Regions from separate parts of the Mus musculus genome. Here all the other regions are linked to region 2. The links are chromatin loops, found by intact Hi-C in ENCODE. Cell type or tissue: heart. All regions are shown on one strand. Region 1 has its middle 12 kb from the start of Rmi2. Region 2 overlaps Clec16a (C-type lectin domain family 16, member A). Region 3 has its middle 18 kb from the start of Socs1. Region 4 has its middle 32 kb from the start of Rmi2.

What was found. Peaks named below come from ENCODE experiments on the same cell type or tissue, not always from the same donor. Only the 100,000 strongest peaks of a DNase experiment are listed, where the experiment ranks them.
Region 1: a loop joins it to region 2, with 10 times the contacts of the local background. A loop is called at or near these places in 15 of 42 quality-filtered maps.
Region 3: a loop joins it to region 2, with 6 times the contacts of the local background. A loop is called at or near these places in 7 of 42 quality-filtered maps.
Region 4: a loop joins it to region 2, with 11 times the contacts of the local background. A loop is called at or near these places in 4 of 42 quality-filtered maps.

The regions. Positions count from the first base shown.
Region 1 is chr16:10,844,368-10,849,367 of GRCm38, reverse strand. No RefSeq gene overlaps it. Among named protein-coding and RNA genes, the nearest start is that of Rmi2, 12 kb to the right of the region's middle. In heart, CTCF peaks have their summits at 824 and 2,645 (motif pointing right); DNase peaks (open chromatin) are centred at 428 and 2,637; H3K4me3 peaks cover 50 bases; H3K27ac peaks cover 760 bases.
Region 2 is chr16:10,638,270-10,643,269 of GRCm38, reverse strand. Clec16a (C-type lectin domain family 16, member A) reads right to left here. Exons shown (of 23, transcript NM_001204229.1): 17 at 4,355-4,483. Among named protein-coding and RNA genes, the nearest start is that of Gm52264, 18 kb to the left of the region's middle. In heart, a CTCF peak has its summit at 3,047 (motif pointing left); a DNase peak (open chromatin) is centred at 3,049; H3K27ac peaks cover 1,251 bases.
Region 3 is chr16:10,765,134-10,770,133 of GRCm38, reverse strand. No RefSeq gene overlaps it. Among named protein-coding and RNA genes, the nearest start is that of Socs1, 18 kb to the left of the region's middle. In heart, a CTCF peak has its summit at 2,786; DNase peaks (open chromatin) are centred at 344, 1,154 and 2,674; H3K27ac peaks cover 638 bases; H3K27me3 peaks cover 1,198 bases.
Region 4 is chr16:10,864,427-10,869,426 of GRCm38, reverse strand. No RefSeq gene overlaps it. Among named protein-coding and RNA genes, the nearest start is that of Rmi2, 32 kb to the right of the region's middle. In heart, no CTCF peak of the experiment used is centred here; DNase peaks (open chromatin) are centred at 1,186, 1,726, 2,336 and 3,626; H3K27ac peaks cover 267 bases; H3K27me3 peaks cover 1,123 bases.

The DNA of each region.
Region 1 (5,000 bases), 210 kb before region 2:
ATGGCGGTGTGTGCTGTATCATCCTAGTGGTCAGACATATGGAAGATGTCATGTCCTCACACACCTCTCCAGGGTAATGGGGCCAACCCAGATTCCCGAGGACCCTGTGGGACAGTCCCTGCTCTACTGGAGCAAAGTAAGAGAAGGGAACTGGTTCGGGAGTGAAACAAACCTAGGTTCCAGCCTCTTGGGGCTTAGTTATGGTCACCCTGACATGTGACATTAGAGCCAGATCATCTGGCAAAAGGCTGTCTGTTGGCTTTCCCCACTGTGGAGGTACAGTTTCTATCCCATTGATCCTGTGAAAGGCAGCCTGTATATTCTATCCACTGTGTCTGGCAACCCCACAAGATACACAAGCCACATTCAAGAACAGCAACCCCATGAGTCTGTCATCCTACACAGCTCAAGACAGTCCAGACGTGTGTTCCAGAACATCTGGTAAAGTCGAATATTCCAGCCAAACAGCAATCACCAACTCTGCTATTCCCTAACATTGTTCTTTTTGAGATAGTCTCATATATTCCAGGCTGAACTCTAATTTGCAATGTAGCCAAGAATGACCTGAAACTTCTGGTCCTCCTGCCCCCCTTCCTAGCTCTGCATGTACATATGCATGAAGTAGGTAAGTGCAGTCAATAATGAGATTTCAAAGCCCTTCCTTTCCTCACCCAATTTGGCCAGAAGGGAGGAGCAGGTGTTTGTAGCTTTGAATTTCCCAGCACAGGGCCTCTGTTTCTTAGGCTGATCTTTGTCCACACCACATCCCTGCTTGTTCAGTTGAGCTAGATGACCTCTGGGGAGGTGGGTTAATGCTACAGTGGGAGGAGGCATTCAGGAACCTTGCTATGAGATAATTGTGCAGCCAGGGGCCAGAATGGCCCTCTTCTCCTGTGATGACACCCTAACCAGAACCTGTGAACACTATCTTAGTTGCAAAATGGACTTTTTCCAACTTAAACAATAAAAGACTTCTATAAGCCTAGGCTGGCCTCTATCTAAGTCACTGAGCAGAAGGTGACCTGAACTTCTGATCCCCCTGTCTCCACCTCCTGAGCGCTGAGACTGCAGGTGTGTACCACTATGATCAGTTTAATGCAATGCTGGGAAATGAACCCTGGGCGTCACGCACACTAGGCAAGTACTCTACTAACTGAGCCACATTCCTTAGCCTCAGAAGTGATTCTTGCGATGAGCTGAGCCTGCATGCATACAGCAGAGATAAGGCAAGCTGTGCAGCAACCAAGGATCTTCCTCCCATTGTCTCCAGACCCAGGGCCCAGCAGGCACTGGGGCTTCATGACAAAGGCCACACTCAGGTGTGGTGGCACACACCTTTAATCTGGGTACTCAGGAGGCAGAGGCAGGACGATCTCTGAGTTTGAGGGCAGCCTGGTCAACAGATTGAGTTCCAGGACAGCCAGGGCTACACAGAGAAACCCTGTTTCAAAATGAAACAAAACAACAAGTCACCTACTGCTTGGATTCCCTTAGCAGCAGAGTAGAGAGTCGTTTACTCTTTCTGACCCCAGGCATTCTTCTCTACAGAGGTCAGACATAAGCCCAGAGGGCTGAGATGTGGTTCCGAGGTAGGGCATTCATCTACATATAGGAAGCCCTAGGTTTCATCCCCAGCACATAATAATAATGCTAAGTCTGTCCATTTGAACTTGTATTTTATTTATTATTATATGTGGATATAAGGGCATACACATGCCATTGACTTATATGGAGGTCAGAGGACAGCTTTCAGGGATAGCTCCCCCCCCCCATCTTTCTGTAGGTTCCCTGAAATGAACTCAGGTCAGTAAGCTTGCCTATAAGCACTGGCAACCTGTCCTCATGATATATATATATCATGTCCCCGATGATAACGAGGACAACCACAATAATTTGAAGTTGCTTATAAAGAGCTTAGTGACTCAGATTCAATCCCAGATACTCAGCTGCCCAGGGAAGTTAGTACGACCTTATCTGAAAGCAAACGGTGCAGAGGGGCTGGGGATGGCTCAGAGACTGAGTGCTTGCCTGGGATGACCCTGGGTTCAGGCCCAAGTGCTAAATACTTCTAAATGCTTATAACTAGACATAGTGGTGCATGCCTTTAATGCCAGCATGCTAGAAGCAGAGACAGGCAGATTTCTGTGAGTTCCAGGCCAGCCAGGGCTACAATTGTGAGAAGTCTCAACAACAACAACAATCATAGTAATTATAATAGCTCATAAAAACAATAAGAGTTGGGCATGGTGGTGCAGTTGAGAGGCAGAGGCAGGACAATCTTTGCAAGTTGGAGGATAACCTGGGCTACTTCAGGAGTTTCAGTTAAGCTTCTACATAGTGACCTAAACAGCCTAAAAAGCCTAAAGAGCTCAGAAAGATGAAGAGACTCACCCAAGGTGAGTCACTTAATAAAAGGGACTAGAGTTGAATGTCAAGTCCATTGAAACCCATCTGGTGTCCAAACTTCCCCCACTCTGCCCCCACCTGTCTGGCCACAATGGGCAGAACTCCCAGGGTGGTTGGCTGTGAAATTTCTTGTGGCCCTATTTGTTCCTTTGCTTCATTTTGTGGCTTTTCATTCTGTGATCTCTGGCTCTCATCCCATTCCCTAGGGCTCAGACCAGACCCAGGCCAAGCAGCAGGGGGTGCTATACTCCACTCTAGAGCAGTCCCAAGGAGCCAACAGGGAAGAATTAAGGTGCTGGCTCTGAAGAACACTGTCCCTAACACCACCAGGCACCTACTAGCTCACGACTTGCCCCTGTGGCCTGCTGGGGCAATGCAAGGCGAGCAGACACACCTCTTAGGCAAAGGATGCTCAGCGCAAACCAAGTATGCAATTGTGCTGGTGTCTTTATCGAGGAAGTCACTGTCCAGGCACACTAGCACTTACTCTTTGCCATGGCCCTTTTATACGTCCAGATCTTTCCTCTCTGAAGAGTACTTTCCTGCCTTCATGCCAGCACCTGCAAGGGACCCAAAATGCTGGCACAGTAGTACATACCTCAGGAGCTGAGGGAAGAGAATCAAGGCCAGCTTGGACTACGTAGTGAGACCCTGTCTGAAAAGGAGAAACAAGGGAAAAACAAAAAACCTGCTCTGGAGACACAGCTCAGTTGGCGGGGTGTCTGCCCACCATGCATAAAGCTCTGGGTTAATCTCCAGCACGTAAGAACCAGGCAGAAGAGCACAGCTGTGATCCAGGGTTCAGGAGGATTGCCAAGGTCATCAGGACGACATGAGCTATGAGAAACTGCCTCACAAATGGGCTCAGTGGGTAAAAACACTTGCTGTAGGGGTCAAATGCAGTACACTCAGTTCTCTGGACCCACAGTGGGGAGAATGGTTTACCGAAAGCAGTCCTCTACCTTCACACAGTACCTCATGCTTATGCACGGGGCACACACACACACATAAATCTTAAAAAGTAACAAAATACAAACAAACTAAAATCACAATAACAATAAAAACTCAAACCCAGGCCAACAAGATGGCTCTGAGGATAAAGGCACTTAGCACCGAGCCCAAAGACCTGAGTTTGAACCTTGCATCCCACCCGGTAGAAATCAAAAATCAACACCCACAATTTATCCTCTGATTTATACACCCATGCCACAGCAAATGTCCACCTACACACACACACACACACACACACACACACACACACACACAACTAGCTAACTAAATAGAAGCTTTAAAGCCCTCAAATGCCAAGGCTCCTGAGCACTGTGCCTTTACTCTGTGGCTTCTGTCTTCAACCTGAAACTCCTACAGCTTACTCTGTGTGTGTGTGTGTGTGTGTGTGTGTGTGTGTGTGTGTGTGTGTGTGTGTGTGTGTGTGTGATGTGAGTCCCCGGAGGACAGAGATGCCAAGCAAGGATTCTAAAACAACCTTGAGACCTCCCCACTCAGAAGGAGGGGTGGCAAACTCCATTTCCCAAGAGCCTACCAGCAGCATCCTTTGAAGGAAGAACCACCTCGAAGTCTCCACCTTGAAGGCTGACCTTCAAACCCCAGGTCAGGCAGGGGATGGTGGAACCAGAACTAGCCCACAGTGTGACAAGGTGGGAGCCCCTGAACGGTGTCTTCAGACACAGGCTCAAAGCTATTTGCTTGATGTAGGTCATTGTGGCTAACTGTGACTAAAGGCATATCCACTCCTTCTCCCCCATCCTGTTTTTTACTTTTCAGTTTTTCGAGACAGGGTTTCTATGTGTAGCCTTGGCTGTCCTCAAACCTGTTTTTGTTTGTTTTGTTTTGTTTTGTTTTGTCTTAAGACAGTGTCTCCTGTGGTGCATGCCTTTAATCCCAGCACTCGGGAGGCAGAGGCAGGCTGATTTCTGAGTTCAAGGCCAGCCTGGTCTATAAAGTGAGTTCCAGGACAGCCACCAGGGCTATACAGAGAAACCCTGTCTTGAAAAACAAAAGAACAAAACAAAAACAAAAACAAAAACAAGACAGTGTCTCCTGTAGCCCAGGTTGGCCCAGGCTTGCTATGTAGCCCGTGGCGACTTTGAACTTCTGATTCTCCAATTCCTTAGTGCTGAGATTCGAGGATCAAACTCAGGGTTTTGTTGATGCCAAACAAGCACTCCACACCATACACGGCCCTTGACCACCCTCTTCCTCTTTACATAGGGGCTTGTCAACAAAGGACCTGGAACCCACATTATGGCCCTGAGTGGCCTTCACCTCCAGAATGTCAGGATTACAGGTGTGCACCCCCATACCCAGGCTCCCGCTTATCCTTTCAAGAGTCAGCTAGCTGATCAGCAAACTGGAGAAGGTACCCAGCATCAACCCTGGCTGGCCAGACAGACAGAACTCAGAGCTGATCCCCGACTCCGCACAGCATATCCTCTGGTTTCTTTTTCTCTTTAATCATTAAATCACACACAAGCCAACAAAAACACGGCAGTCAGACACTCCCCTATTTCACACAGCCCTTCTTTCCCCTCCTGCAGAATTTTGCGGTAAAACTTCAGCTTTACAAGAACATG
Region 2 (5,000 bases):
TAGTTCTATTAAAACAAAACAAAACAAACAAACAAACAAAAAAAATCATGAGTTCCTATCTAGTAAGCACCTACTATGTGCTGGGGTTCAGGGATTCTATACTGTAAATTTAAGACTACAGGAGCAAGAATGCTGAGAGGTGCTGATAGGACAGAGTGAGCTTGGCCCATACAGCTGCTAAGGCGCTGAGCCAAGCCTCTGTAATATCAGGCACACATTGACACAGCCTCGTATACCAGGAAATGCAATCCCTGTGCCAGTCCAAAGAAGACAGCAATAAGATGTGAAGTGGGGAGCAGGTGTCACAGGATTATATGACAGCCAGAGCTCTTAAGTAAGCAGTTACAACTTCAGGGATGAGGAGAAGGAAAGAAAAGAACCGACTGCATGCATGTCCCAGTCTGCTCATGTTGTTAAGTCCATTGCTTTCAGGGTTCTGATGGCAAAGACCCCCAGCGGGGGCACAGCTGGGATGAGAAAACAGAAACACACGCTGCTTTCTGCAGCCTATCCCTTGGAAGACTGAGGCTTTCCAAGGAATCTATGAATTCAGAATTTGGCTCTTAATGTAGGCCTTTTGGTAAAACATCTGCTTTTACTCTGCAAATGTTGAATGGAAGATATTTCCAGGAATACAAATAAAAATAGTAATTTAAACTATAAAATAGACTATAAAACATATATAATACCATTTAAAAATACCAACTCTCAAGGGAAAGCCACATACAAAAGAAGCCCATGTCTAAGAACAGAAAGAGGTGAGTCCCACAGGGCAGCCGGAGGGGCTGGCATGCATGCTGTCTCACCCCATGGCAACTTCATGCCACCACCTAGAGATACTAACAGCTCCCTCTCACCACTCATGGCCATTGAGCACTGTGTAGGGCTTCCCCTCACCCCCATTCTTTCCAGGGAATCTCTATGTAGCCTGTAGCCTTGGCTGTCCTGGAACTCACTCAGTAGATCAGGCTGGCCTAAAACTCATAGAGATTCGACTGCTTCTGCACACCCCCATGCCCCACTGAGTGCTGGGAATAAAGGTGTGCATCACTGTGCCCAGCTGCCTGCCAGCTGGACCTCTTAATTACCCTATGTGGTTCCCATCTGACAAGCAGAGAGATGGAAGCCCAGACTCCAAAGACTGTTCTTCTGATCACAGTCCTTGGCCTCCAAAGAGTCAGGGCTTGGGACCCATGGTTTTATCAAGCACTCTTCTTTTCTTTGCTAAATCAAGATACAAAGTTTTCTTTTTTTTTTTTTTTTATATTCTTTTTCTTTTTTTTTTTTTTTTTTTTTTTTTGGTTTTTTGAGACAGGGTTTCTCTGTGTAGCCCTGGCTGTCCTGGAACTCACTTTGTAGACCAGGCTGGCCTCGAACTCAGAAATCCGCCTGCCTCTGCCTCCCGAGTGCTGGGATTAAAGGCGTGCGCCACCACGCCCGGCTCAAGATACAAAGTTTTAATGTCATAGCCAAAAGTAATAAGAAATGATGACTGTTTCAAATCTTGGAACCCAGGAGACCAAATTTCAAAAGGGAAGACAGTTGACCGAGGTCTAATATGAAGAAACTTCCATTTCTTAGCTTCTCCGAGTCTGGAAGCCATCCCCAGTCACATTCAGCATGTAGAAACCCAGCTCATACAGCGGCTTTGGAAGAGAAGGTCTGGAGGCTGATGAATCTCAGCTCCACCTGGCTGAGTGAGAGCAGGAGTTCCTAGTATCTGCTCAGCTCTGGGGAGGAGTACATGGTGAGTGAGGGTTTTTCATGGCACAGGTGGCCCTGGACCAAGTGCTCAGGTCACTTCTGTCAGCTTCCTTGCCATATTTGCAAGCTGTTGTATTTAGGTGACAGTCATTCAGGTTAGAAGCCCACAAGGCTATGGAAACAGCTGTGAAAGTAAGTCATCCTGAAAACAGGGTTGAAGCAGCTGGATGTGGGCCTGGCCCAGAGAGAAAGCTAGGTGGTGACGTTAGAGATGAAAAAAAAATCCATACCCTTTGAACCAGAAATCCTGCTTCTGAGAACATGTCCTAAAGAAATGATTCAAGAGAAAGAAAACACTGTGTTCATGAAGTAGCTCTCATGGCTCAGCTGAAAAGAGTGAATTACATGGAGGTGCCCTAAACTCTGACCAATGGGAAAACCCATGGGAGCTGTGGCAGAGAACTCCTGACAACCTTTATGCAGCCCTAAAAAATCACTTAGAAAACCATCAGACAGGCGTGGTGGCACAGGCTATGTTCTCCGCCCTTGAGCTGTAGTGGAAGGAGGATCAGGAATTCAAAGTTAACCGTGGCTGTATAGTGAGTTTAAGACTAGCCTGGGTTACATGAGACCTTGTCTCCAAAAGAAAGAAAGAAAGAAAGAAAGAAAGAAAGAAAGAAAGAAAGAAAGAAAGAAAGAAAGAAAGAAAGAGAGAGAGAGAAAGAGAGGAAAGCCCCTCCCCTGTAGGCTGGGGTGATGTCACTGGTAGCATGTAAGAACTGGGAAGCTTGTCCAGAGCTGCGAAAACCACGCTTACAACAGGAAACCTCATAATACAATGAACAAAGGAAGATGCAGGTGACACCATGGCAAAAATTCCTGTGCCATCATAAGGGGCTGAGTTTGTAGACAAAGATGGGAGGAGAAGCAAATGTCTCTAAGTGTTGAAATATGGAAGAAAAATGTCCTTCCTTTAAAAATGCTGAGCTCTGACTGAGTTTTCTTTAATGTGTAACACACAGCCACCCCATTTCCTCAAGGTCAATAGTGACAAACATAAAAACCTGCTGTGCCCACAGGGAACATGGGATCAGAATGTGGGGACACAAATCTGTAATTCCAGATATCTGGGAGGCTGAGGTAGAAGCCAATCTGGGCTACTTAGTAAGACACTGTCTCAATCAAAACTGAGAGGAGGGTGAGCATGTGCTGGCATGTGCATGCTCTGGCCTCATCCCTAGTACCAAACACAACACCCTAGCACAGGGACCCTTGGGCAGTGGCTTCCCAGATAGCTGATACTTCAGTTCAGACTTTACCATTTGCCCGCGCCCCCTGCTGGCTCTCCTCTGCACTAAGCTTAGCGAGTCCTTGAGTGGAACCTCTCGCTCATCTTAAGACACTGGTGCATTGCACTCCTTTCCCACCAACACACTTTCAGTGTTTACTGTCGGCCAGAAACTTCACAGCCATCCTGCCAGCTACTGTGGGCAAAAGCTGAGGGGGCACAGGAGGAACTTTAGGCTCAGGGACTTAAACAATGCTTCCAAGATCACACAGCTATAACCTCTGTAGGCCTGACTAAGGAACTCATGTTCTTTCTCAGCCACTCCTTCCAACTGCCCCTACCTGAGTGGGGATAACTCAAATTCAAGTTCTGCTTGGAACCCCAAACTGTGATGACTTTGATTTCAACATGGATGTCCCTTATGGGCTGGCAGGAGTCAGGGGCACTTTTGGTATTTTGATCTTACACTTAAAAAAAGTATTTGTGTTGTGTGCACACATGGAGGTCAGAGGACAACTTGCAGGAGTCTGTGGTTTGCTCAGGGGGCTGGGAATGTGTGTTGCTTGAAGATACAAAGTCTCCACTTCCTCTGTAGCCCCTGAGCACATGGTTAAAAGTGCCAGCAGGGCGGAGGAGGTCACAGAGGTTCTTGTCTGAGGCACACACAACTTTATGTCACTTGCTTTCTGAAATCCTAAAGTGAGACCCCCAAGCCACAAGCAGACCAAGGACGATGTAGTGAGCCTGGGAGCGATCATGAGTGCCTCTAAATTATCCACTCCCAGTCATGTCTCCAGGGAATGATTTTCCAGGAAAAGGCAGTGCTGCTTTCTAAGAAAGAAACCGAGATCTTACGCAGGAGATAAAATACTGTGAAGAGCCTGAGCGAGGCTGCTTCCTAGAGCGGCCGCCTCAGAACAAAGTGCTGATAAGGGGATCACCTCTGCTGTTCTAAGAACAGGGCTCTGTACGCACGCTCTCCTGCGCAGCCAGCACCATCCTCTCACTATCGGACAGCTTGCCAGTGTGCCTAGGGCTCACATCCACCTCCCACACTGGCTGTTCTAGGCTCTGGGTTCCCTTGCTTCAAAGAAGATTGGCTTGGCCTCCATCCAGGGTTTTGGCTGCACTCTGCCCTGGCGCAGGTAGTCTGACAGCAGCCCACAGAGGTGCCAGTTGCCACAGAATCTCAATCTCCAATTTCCAAGGGCACCAGGCTTTGGAAAGAAAGCCATGTATGGTAGTAGGTGCATGCGTGAGGCTATTCTTTCCAGGTGACTAGACACCTATTGGTGGTAGGCTTCAACTGATCTAAAGACCCTTTCCCTATGGCCTAGGAGAGGCCAGAAAGCACTTACTCACCCGCCTCGTCTTCTCCACATCACCACATGGCAGCCGCTTCACAAAGTCAATGCCAGTCAGTGGAGTGCCCGTTGGGGGCAGGAGGATGGAAGCATCCATCATGAGATACTCCACATTCATGGGCTTTATCTAGGAGAGACAGCACAGGAAGCCTCAGCAAAGGCCCTCCTGTACTTGGGCCACAAATGAGCCAGCTCTGGGTTAGACGGGGCCTATATTTCTCGTGTGCCAGATGAGTGGCAGGCTCTTTTCATTCTCCAAGTTGTGTGTGTGTACTTTTCCCTTCATTTAAGTCAGAGGGCCCCATGACCGCCTAGTGCTGACTGGCTGCCTTCCTTTGTGGGACATGTTTAACACTGTTTTCCAGAGGCCTGAGTCCCTTTTTCAAAATCCCTGTATCCCAGAGCAGGGTGGCAGAGCCATGTTCCCACTCCAGGCTGTTCTTGGCACTGGTTTCACAGCAGGGCCTTCTTACAATACAGATTGGTTCCATTGCTCCTACAGTGCCAGGACCTCCTCCATGGGATTCCTCCCATTCTCTCCATGGGGGTGGGGATAACAGTGAGTCTCAGGGTCTGTCATCCCTTTGGTAATAAACCTGAGTCACTAAAGAATGTGTGAGCAGCTTGAGTGGCACTCACTCACG
Region 3 (5,000 bases), 130 kb before region 2:
CGCCCATAGCCCCACTAAGTGGTGCATGCAAGGATTTGAAGCTCCAAGGTGGGTCAAAGCCCCATGCCAGGAAGGCACAGAGGGGAATTCAAACCCAGGTCTCACTACAAGCTACCTTCCCGTGCAGTTTCTAACAGAAACTGGAGCCAGCAGCAAAAGAGGCACAGACAGAACCTGGGGCCAGCAGGGAGGGGGCTGGAGGAGCAGGGGAGGGTGAGGAACTGCTGAGCAGGAAGAGCTAAGCAGAAAGTGAAAGGGACCTGGGGCCCAGAATAGCTGTGGGTGGCAGTAGGGGGAGGTGGCAGGGAGAGAGAACTCTGCAGACCAGGAGGCGGGTGCTGCCTATTCCCCAGGGAAGGGAACCCATGGGAGAGTCCTCTGCCAAGGCAGCCTTGGTGGAGGCAATACTACAGGGGGAGGGTTGCCTAAGGAACAGGCATCTCTAGTGATAAGATGGGTAGGCAGGCTGCCCATTCACAGAAGCCCATGAAACACCCTGGACCACAAGAAGCTGGCCTCCACGGCATCACAGTGGTACCCCTTACAGGAGCAGACATGGACAACCCTTCAGAATATAAGCAGGGCCTTATATATACGTATTGCATGCTGTGTCTTTAGGGCTCAGAGAAGTGCCTGGCATACAGCTGGTGTTTAATAAATGTATGTAGAAGGCAGAAGGTGGGAAGGGAGACAAACGGGGAGGAAAAGAGAAGGGGGGAAGAAAGAAAGCAAAGGGGAGAAGGGATAAAGAGAGGAAAAGGAAGCAGAGGGTGGGGGAGGAGAAGGAGGTGGAGGAGGTGGTGGCAGGGGTCCCTACCAGATGTGAGCATCCTTCTGCTCTCTTGTGTCTTAACTTTTATTGGCCTGTGTTAATTAAAAAAAAAAAAGAAGTTTCCAAGGAGAGGTTGATTTTGTAAACAGTGCCAATCTTTCCACTCAGGTGGCCTCACAACACCGCCCCCCCCTCCATCCATGCCTTCGGGAACTTAAGACCAACTAACTCATCCAGGGTAGAGTAACAGAGAAGCCACCGGAAGCTCACAGGACAGGCTGTACCAAACCTACAGGGCGGACACACGTCCCACTCCTCCCCCAGGGGGGTGTTACCTCTGCCAGGGTGGAGACCTTGACCAGGGGATCTTGCCCAAGCTGCTCTGATCTCTAGGAGGAACTCCACCCGCTTGCTTTCCAGGAACTCTGCCTGCCACTGTGGGCTGTGGCTCGCAGCCCAGCCGCAGGCTGCACCAATTCGGACAGGACACTGCTACTCTGGACCACTGTGGACCCTGGCTCTCTCACCTGTGCTACCCAGGAAATGGGGCCCCCCACTTGGGTGCATTGAGGGCACTCTGAGTTTTGATTTTGCCATCAGTTTCTTCCTCACCTCTGCTCCCCACTCCTCCCTCTTTTCCTCCTCTGTCTTCTTTTTCTTACTCTCCTCTTTCATTTTTGATGCTGCTGGGGCCTCTCACATGCCTGGCAAGATCCCTGCTACTGAGCCACACTTCAAGCCTTTCGGCTATAAATCTAACAAACCCCACCACAGTTCAGTGGCATTTAGCAATTCAGCCTCTTACAGCCTAGCTTTCAGAGTTCATTTATGCTGAAATTTTTACCTAGCCTCATTTCCTCTACTCTGGAATGACTCCTCCATTTCCCTACACTCTGGTTGGTACCAGGGTCCTCCTGCCTCCACCCTCTAAGTGCTGAGATCAAGGTGTGCACCACCTGCCACACCTGGCTTATGCGGTGCTGAGAACTGAACCTAGGGCTTTGCGCATGCCAGGCAAAGACTGTACCACCGAGCTATGGCCCATCTCCAAGACCTATCTGCAGCTCAGGCTGGCCTTGAGCTATCACCTACTCAGCCTTCCTCATGTTTGAGGAAGGTGAGTCTTCAGCCAGTTACTGATACCAAACAAGCAGAGAACTGCATCCTCTGGGGTGCAGCTCCTCACAGCCTAGTCCTTATATTGGAAGCTGCCATGGGTTCTTTGCATAGTGACAAATCACCTGTGTAAACCCAGGAGGGACGGGGGTGGGGTGGGGTGGGGTGGAGAGGGATTGTCATAAGTTTGAGGTGAAGGAAGCATGGTAAAACACCTGGGGTAGAAAAAGTGGGGTTTCTCTCCTTTTGTGTTTCAGGTGGCAACTTAGCAGCAACTGGGGACCTTTCTTTTTTCTTTTTTTTTTTCTGTTGTCCCTTTTTAAAAAATAATTTTCTTTTTTCATTTCTTTATTGTTTAATCTTTTTTTTTTTTTTTTTAACAATCTAGACCTTATATCCCTGTAGGTCCACCCGCCAACTGTTCCACATCCCACATCTCTTACCCCAATCTCCAAGATTTTCCCATGCATACCCTCCATCCCATCAGAACTCCCCACTCTGAGGGCCCCACATTTCTTGAGCGTTAGGTGTATCTTTCTTAATACCAGATCTAGTGGCAAAACTTCCACTGCTCTTCCTGTACCTGTTGGGTAGCCTGGCCCTTGTGCTCCGGCTTTTCTCTACCTTTGCTTGAGCTCAGGGTGGGGCTGGCTCGGCTCTCTTCATTCTCCAGTCTGATGACCTCCTCAATCCTATAATCTTGTCCTCTACTGAGACGCCCGCAGGGGTTTCTCTCCTATTCAGTGGACCCTGACTGACATGTGTCAGGACAGGAACTCAAACTCAGCTCACCTGTCTCCTGGGGCTAAGCCTGGTGCAACAAAACCTCTTGGTTGAACTTTCTCCAGCTCCAGCTGTGCAAGATCTCTGCTCTTGTCTACTAGAGTTGAGTTGCAATACCATCTCTCACCAGCAGGGGAGACCAGCCAGTAGGAAGTGCTGTGACAGAACTCTGCTTAGAAATCGGTTCTCCACGAGTTGGTCTTCCTTCTTCTTGATTTTCTTGTGTTTTGGAAATTGTATCTTGGGTATTCTAGGTTTCTGAGCTAACATCCACTTATCAGTGAGTGGATATCAAGTGACTTCTTTTGTGATTGGGTTACCTCACTCAGGATGATATCCTCCAGATACATCCATTTGCCTAAGAATTTCATAAATTCATTGTTTTTAATAGCTGAGTAGTACTCCATTGTGTAAACGTACCACATTTTCTGTATCCATTCCTCTGTTGAGGGACATCTGGGTTCTTTCCAGCTTCTGGTTATTATAAATAGGGCTGCTATGAACATAGTGGAGTATGTGTCCTTATTACCAGTTGGAACATCTTCTGGGTATATGCCCAGGAGAGATATTGCTGGATCTGCCAGTAGTACTACGTCCAATTAAAAAAAAAAAAAAGAAAGAAAGAAAAAGAAATCGGTTCTCCAAATCTGTTGGTGGCCTTTTTGTCTTATTGACAGTGTCCTTTGTCTTACAGAAGCTTTGCAATTTTATGAGGTCCCACTTGTCGATTCTCGATCTTACAGCACAAGCCATTGCTGTTCTATTTAGGAATTTTTCCCCTGTGCCCATATCTTCGAGATTATTCCCCACTTTCTCCTCTATAAGCTTCAGTGTCTCTGGTTTTATGTGAAGTTCCTTGATCCACTTAGACTTGAGCTTTGTACAAGGAGATAGGAATGGATCAATTCACATTCTTCTCCATGATAACTGCCAGTTGAGCCAGCACCATTTGTTGAAAATGCTATCTTCTTTCCACTGGATGGTCAAACATTTCAGAGAACCCAGGCTCTCAGAAATTCCTACAACTGAGGCTGACATAGCCAGGCACTTCTCAGAAGTCTGAAGCCAAATTATCTGGGGAGTACTGGGCAAGTTTCTGAACCTCTCTGAGCTTTAATCTCCTTTGTGATTATAGTGTGCCCATGTATAATCCCAGCACTCGAGGGACTGAGGTAAGAGAATTTTGAGTTTGAGAACAACCTGGACTACAGAGGAAGACCGGGCCTCAACAAACAAACAAACAAACAAACAACAAACAAACAAAGAAAGCACATGGCTGACAATATCTGTGCTGAGGATCTTTGAAGGATGGAATGAGCTAAGGTGCCTGATGTCAATGAAAAATTACCCTGTCCTCTGCTGCAGCCTCCTATAATTTGATTCTGCTCCGTGAGATCGCAGGTCTCAGTTAGGGGTGGCTCTCAAGGGTCTGGAGGGCTCTTCATTCTATGGCTGATATCTTGGCTGGTATTATGAGAGGACGTCTCTGCTAACCTGAGGCCTCCTCCTATGTCTTGGACGTCCTTTGAGTGTGGCAACCTGAGGGAGTCACCTCACACCTGGTAGCTCAGGTTGGGCTATCTGTTCTAAAATACAAGGCAGAGGAGGGGTGAGATGCCTCAGAAGTAAAGACGGTCTTTATCAAACATGATGCCCTGAATTGAGTCGCCAGAACCCATATAATAAAAAGAAAACCCATGGCCCCCTCCTCTCCCTTGCCCCCAACACATATACAAACACACGATTTAAAACCAAGGCAGCCTCAGAGGTCACATGGGGTCACTGCTGCGATATTCTTGTGGTTGAATTGGTCGCCTTAACCACTAACCCAACTGGACTGAGGATCACTTTGGAAGCATACCTAAGGATGTTTCAAGGGAGGTTTAACTGAGCAGGAAAGATGACCCTGGGCATGGGCAACACTCCCATGAACTGGAGCCCTGAACTATATCAATCTAAGAAAGTGAGGATCAGTATTCGCATCACTCTGTCCCTTATGGATGCTATGTGACCAGCTGCCTTCCTGACACAATGAACTGTGCCCCAAACTGTGCGCCCAAATGATCCTTGCCCTCTCTAAGTCACTCTTGTTAGGTATGCTGTCATGGCAGTGAAAAATAGCCTGTGAAAGCCCACTCAATCTCGGGGGGGGGGGGCTGTGGACCCACCTGTAAGCCCAGGAAGTGTTAAGGAGTGCTTGGCTGTGCCTTCAAGGCAGTGTCTAGAATAGCCATGCTCTCTGCTAGAGATGGGAAAGGAAACAACATCTGCAGGTGTGAGAACAAGGACATATCAATAATCACTTGATTCTTGATGCTTGCTGGTCACA
Region 4 (5,000 bases), 230 kb before region 2:
CAGCCGTGTAAGTGTGCTGAGACTTACTCGCGAGTCCTGTGTTCCTGCTACATGACAGGACTGAGTCTGTCTGTACTGTAGGGCAGCATTGCCACACAGGAGGTTCTCATTTGACAGGTGGGAAACTGAGGCTTAGGCTCTGCGCAAGCACTGTTCACATTCTAGTTAGTTTTGCAAAACACTTAGCTATGGGGAAAGGCATCCTTGGCTAGCAGGCTGGATGTGGTCTAATGGGCAGGAGGCCAGTCCCTGACCTATATGTATTAGGTGGCACACTGCTGCAGAAAGACACATGGGTGAGGGTAAAGCTTGGCTGAGAAGCACAAGAGGGCTCCCCTTTTTAAAGTACGGTTCTTTGGGCCTGCACGTATGTGGGCCCGCATGTGTATGCACTCGTATGTGGATGCCTGAAGCTGATAGAGAATAATGGCCTTACTTGTTGAGGCAGGCTCTCTCAATCAATCCCAGAGTTCACTGATAGGGCTAGTCTTGCCAGGCAGCTTGTTCTGGGGATCCATCTGCCTTCTGAGAATGAAATCACAAGTTCTGTCATGCTCGCCTCACATTTATGTGTGGTTCTCAGTATCTGATCTTGTGCTTGCGTGGCAAGTGCCTTAACCACTGAGCCTTCTTGCCAGCCCAGAGGTGGTGAATTTTGAGTATGCAGCTCTGGGTAGGCACACACTGGTGGAGAGCAGGGTTTGGGAGGTTGCAGAGCCGTGGTACCGGTCTGAAAAGTAGTAAGGAAGCCAGCAGGATTTGAGCACGTTCCAGGTGGTTTAAGGCCTTGGCTTCTGCTTGGAGATGGGCGCATACAAGGGGTTTGGCCCAGGGGAAGGTGGATCTCTGTGTATTCCCACTGGCCCCCATGGTGAGGGGCCTGGCTGTTCAGGTTGCCTGGAAGTTGGCAGCTAAGGCCCATCCCAGTGTCCCTGCACAGAGTATAGGGCTGGCTGGGGTTGCTGGAGCAAACTCAGTGTGGAAGGGATGAGAGGCAGTCAGAATCCAGATGTGCTTTTAGGTCAGCCTGGAGAGGATCAGGACTCACCTGGATGGCGGTGGTAAAAGAGGAGTGAGAGGTGATTTCAAAGTATTTGGCCTCAACAGCCGGAAGGACAGAGGCCCCTCTATAGACAAGGGGCAAACCACAGGGGCTTCTGTGCGTGGCTAAACAGTGCAGTGTAAGCAGAACTGTAGCGGCCTGAACCACAGGACTTTTCTCATGCTGTTCTGTGCTGTTAGATGAGAAGGGATTAACCATGGAGACGTGGGCAGCGAAGGCCTCACAGGTAGGAGCCGGCAAGAGCGCCTACAGTTCCCTTCTTGCCCAGCAGGTGGCAGCATGGTGCCTCTTGGGTGTGGGAAACTTGACCCTAACTCTTGGTTGAATTCCTACTCTGCCTCAGTTTCCCCACCTGTAAACTTGGGACATACCTCAAAGGAAAACGAGTGAAGAAACAGCTAGAAACCTAGCAGGGTCTGTGTAGACCGAGGGCTTCAGCAGATGGCACTGAGTGGCCGTTCTCAGTGCCTCACCCCCAGATTTTTCTCACTCTTTCCAACCTCAGGTTCCACAGCCTGAGAAAGTTCTAGAGTCTCTCCCTAGCCTGGAGAAATCTCTGACAATCCCCCTTTGTCTGGGCTCCTGTTCTGGCCCACTCAGCATCATCTTACTGTGCCTGTAAACCTCTGACAGGTACCCTGGCTTGCCTCCCTCAGTGTCTACGCCCATCCCCATTACCCCACTGGCCCCTGGAGCAGGGTGCACAGGCAGCTGTGGCCCTATTGCAGGACTTTGGATTATCTTATAAGGACACTTCTGCAGAGAGAGGGGAGCCCTCTCTAGGGGGACAGCATCTGTGATTCCTTTCCAGCCTGTGACATCACTGTCCTTCAGGGAAAGAGAGGCTCAGTGAGCCATCTCGACTTGCTGGGGGACCCATCTCTGTGTCCATCTCCTCTGTGTCCATTTCAGGAACCACTCCGTGACCGTAAGGCTTGCCACTCCTGCCTGTGGGGGATGGGCCCCTGCACGCAGCCCAGGTGGTCAGTTACCTGGTGGAGGAGAAATTCCTGTGGCCACTCCACAGGTTGTATGAGCCTAAAGTGCTAGCCAGGTTCTATGGGTTCCAGCATCGCCTGCTGAGAAGCCTTTTCAAGGGTAAGTCCTGCCCACTTCCCGGTCCTCTGCCTGTGGGATCCTATAGGGCTTCATGACCAGTAGGCACAGGAAAGCCTGTCAGGTCCCGTGGAATCGCAGCCCAGCCCCACAAGTTCCTGGGCTTGGTGAGGTCATCTGGGGCTACTGACCCTGCTAGGATTCTGTCAGGAATATAAAGTCCTGGCTGGCTAAGGAGGCATACACAACATCTGGGGGTTCCTTCTGAGGCCAGCCTTCTCCCAGGGGGCCTTGGTGGAGAAAGAGAGGGCTGAGCTCCAGTTGGAGCTGGAAGGCTGCTAATGGAGCCTTATGGAGGAGGCGGCGGTGTCTGTAGCCTGTGGCCCTGATGTGCCTCTGAGAAGACCCCGGGGAAGCCGCCTCTGGCTCGCGCTGCTATATAATTTCTTCATCCTCAGTTTCCTCCCGTGTGAAGTAGAGGGAATGCCACGGCTGGCTTGTGCAGGCATGCCATCTGAACCCAAGCCCTTGCTACAGAGGAGGCAGAGCTTCAGGCGTGGCATAGGGTGGTTTATGGTGTGCCGACATTCCCGAGCTCAGCGTCTTGGGAGCGCCCCCAGACTTGGAAGCACACTTGTTTCTGGGTTAACACTTAGCGTCGAGCTGGTCTGTCCTCTTCTCAGATTGAGCTGTGGTAGCCAGTGCCAGGTCCATGGTGACCTTTGATGGGCAGATGTGGGACCTGGGTCCCTGCTGTGGCAGCTTCCTGCTAGCCAAGACCTCTCAGTAAATGTCCTCTCTGATGCTGAGCCGCACAAGCTCGGAGTTCACGTCCTTCATGTAGAGCTGAATGAACCACGCAACCCTTGTTCTGTATCCTAAAGCTTACCTGTACCCTAAAGCTTAGTGCATGGGTTGGGGGCTGGGCTGGGGGTGGGGAGGACTCCCCAGAGCCTCTTGTCCACATGTTGCCTAAGGGTTAGTTGCTGGGAGTGATTCCAGACTCACCCGTGTGTGTGGTCCACAGGCTTACAAGATGTATGACACTGCCTGGCCTTGGGGCTGCTGGGGTCTAGAGCCATCTCCTGCTGAGCACTGGGTCCAGGGCTGAGCTGAGCAGCTAGGATGGTGTGTCCATCTCCTGGGATGTGCCAGCAGGCCTCTGCAGTCTGATGCTAGGCCTGTGGCACCATGGTGGGTTGGGGCTTGATGTTCCCCACAAGGGCCTTTTCCAGCTCTGCCGGGGCCAGACTTCAGGGATGAGGTGACACGCCCCTTCTCAGCGGCACTGCAGTTGGCCTCCTGGTGGGGAAGGGCCAGTGGGCAAGAACTGGAGATAATCTCAATGGCTGCCTTTGCTGACTGGACACTTCCCTGCTGGGGTCACCATGACTGCTGGCCTCTTTTCTAGTGTGACACAGCTGCCTCCTTCTCAGTCCTGGTCATTCCTGTCCCATTACAGATGACCCAGTAGAAGCTGGACACTCACCCCTGCTTCCAGGGCCAGCTTCTGGCCCAGGGTTTCTGACCCAGCTTGGCTCTCTTCCCTGGAGACAGTCTGGACAGAGTGAAGTCAGCTCTCATGAGGTCTCCCAACATGCAAGTAGACCACAAGAGGTCTTCTGGAAAGCTTCCTAAGTGGCCCAGTGGGCTGGGACTGTGGGAGAAGGCACTGCAAGGCACAGTCCTCCTTAGATCATCTTTTCCCTCCCCAACTTCTGAGAACTCTGGCGTCCTGGGGAGTCAGGAGGGGGAGCTTTCCCAACAGGTCCCTCTTGCTCTGCAGGAATGTCTGCTGGCCTTCTGGGTACCAACAATAATGAAGACGATGAGCTACTACTGCCAGGTGGCACAGAAGCTGCCAGCCTGGAGGAGCTCACCCAGGCCTGGCAGGCTCAGTGGAGGACAGCTGCACAGGTCCAGGGTAAAGCAGGAACCCTGGCGCTCCACTCAAGGATACAGGCATCTTGCTGAGGCTGCTGCACACCAGGAAGTGTGCCCAAGAGAAACGTGCAGAGGGATGGGTCTTGGGAGTTTCCATCCAGGTGGGTGACACCTGTGGTGCTGGAGAGGGGGTACAGCAGCCATACTCAGGGCATGGGACCACCTGTCAGGCCTTCTCCCAAGAACCCTGGTCCAGCCTGGAGAACTGGCCAGAGGCAACTCAGCAGAGTAACCACAGAATGAAAGAGGCCTGATCTAGGCAATGCCCTTCCAAGGGTACATCAGGCAAGCACCGTGATGGGCTGGCATTGGTTTCAGGTGGATCCTGCCCCAGTCCTCAGACTGTGTGTCCAAGACACCTGTGATCCTAGGGCGCTCCAGTCTGCCTGCCAGCTGGTGGCTGCCTACATCCACCTGTGTGCCCAGGACTCTGTGACCTTGGCCCTCCCTCTTCAGTGTGGGAAGTTCTCATCCTGGTCTAGCCTTGGTCTCCCACCTCAAATGGGAAAGCAGTGCCACTCTCTGAGCTCCTACAGGGATGGCAGGTGCTCAGTTCTGCGGTGCTCAGTCCTGCGGTGCTCAGTCCTGCGGTGCTCAGTTCTGTGGTGAGCACAGAGTCCCAACAAAGCTATGTTCAACATGGTTTTCATGAAAAAAGAGCTAGCCTGGTTGGCAGGGACAGGAGGAAAGCTAATTTGAGGCCAGCCTGGGCTACATAGCAAGATTCTGCCTTAATAAAATCAAATAAGGTTGGAGAGATGGCTCCATAGTTCTCTTACAGAGGAGTTGGGTTCGATTCCCAGCATCCATGTGACAGCTCACTACTGCCAGGAGAATGGGTGGCCTGACCTCTACAGGTCACACACATACACATACATGCAGGCAAACACTCATACATGTAAAATAAAAAGTCATACTGTTTTTTAAAAAGAAAAGG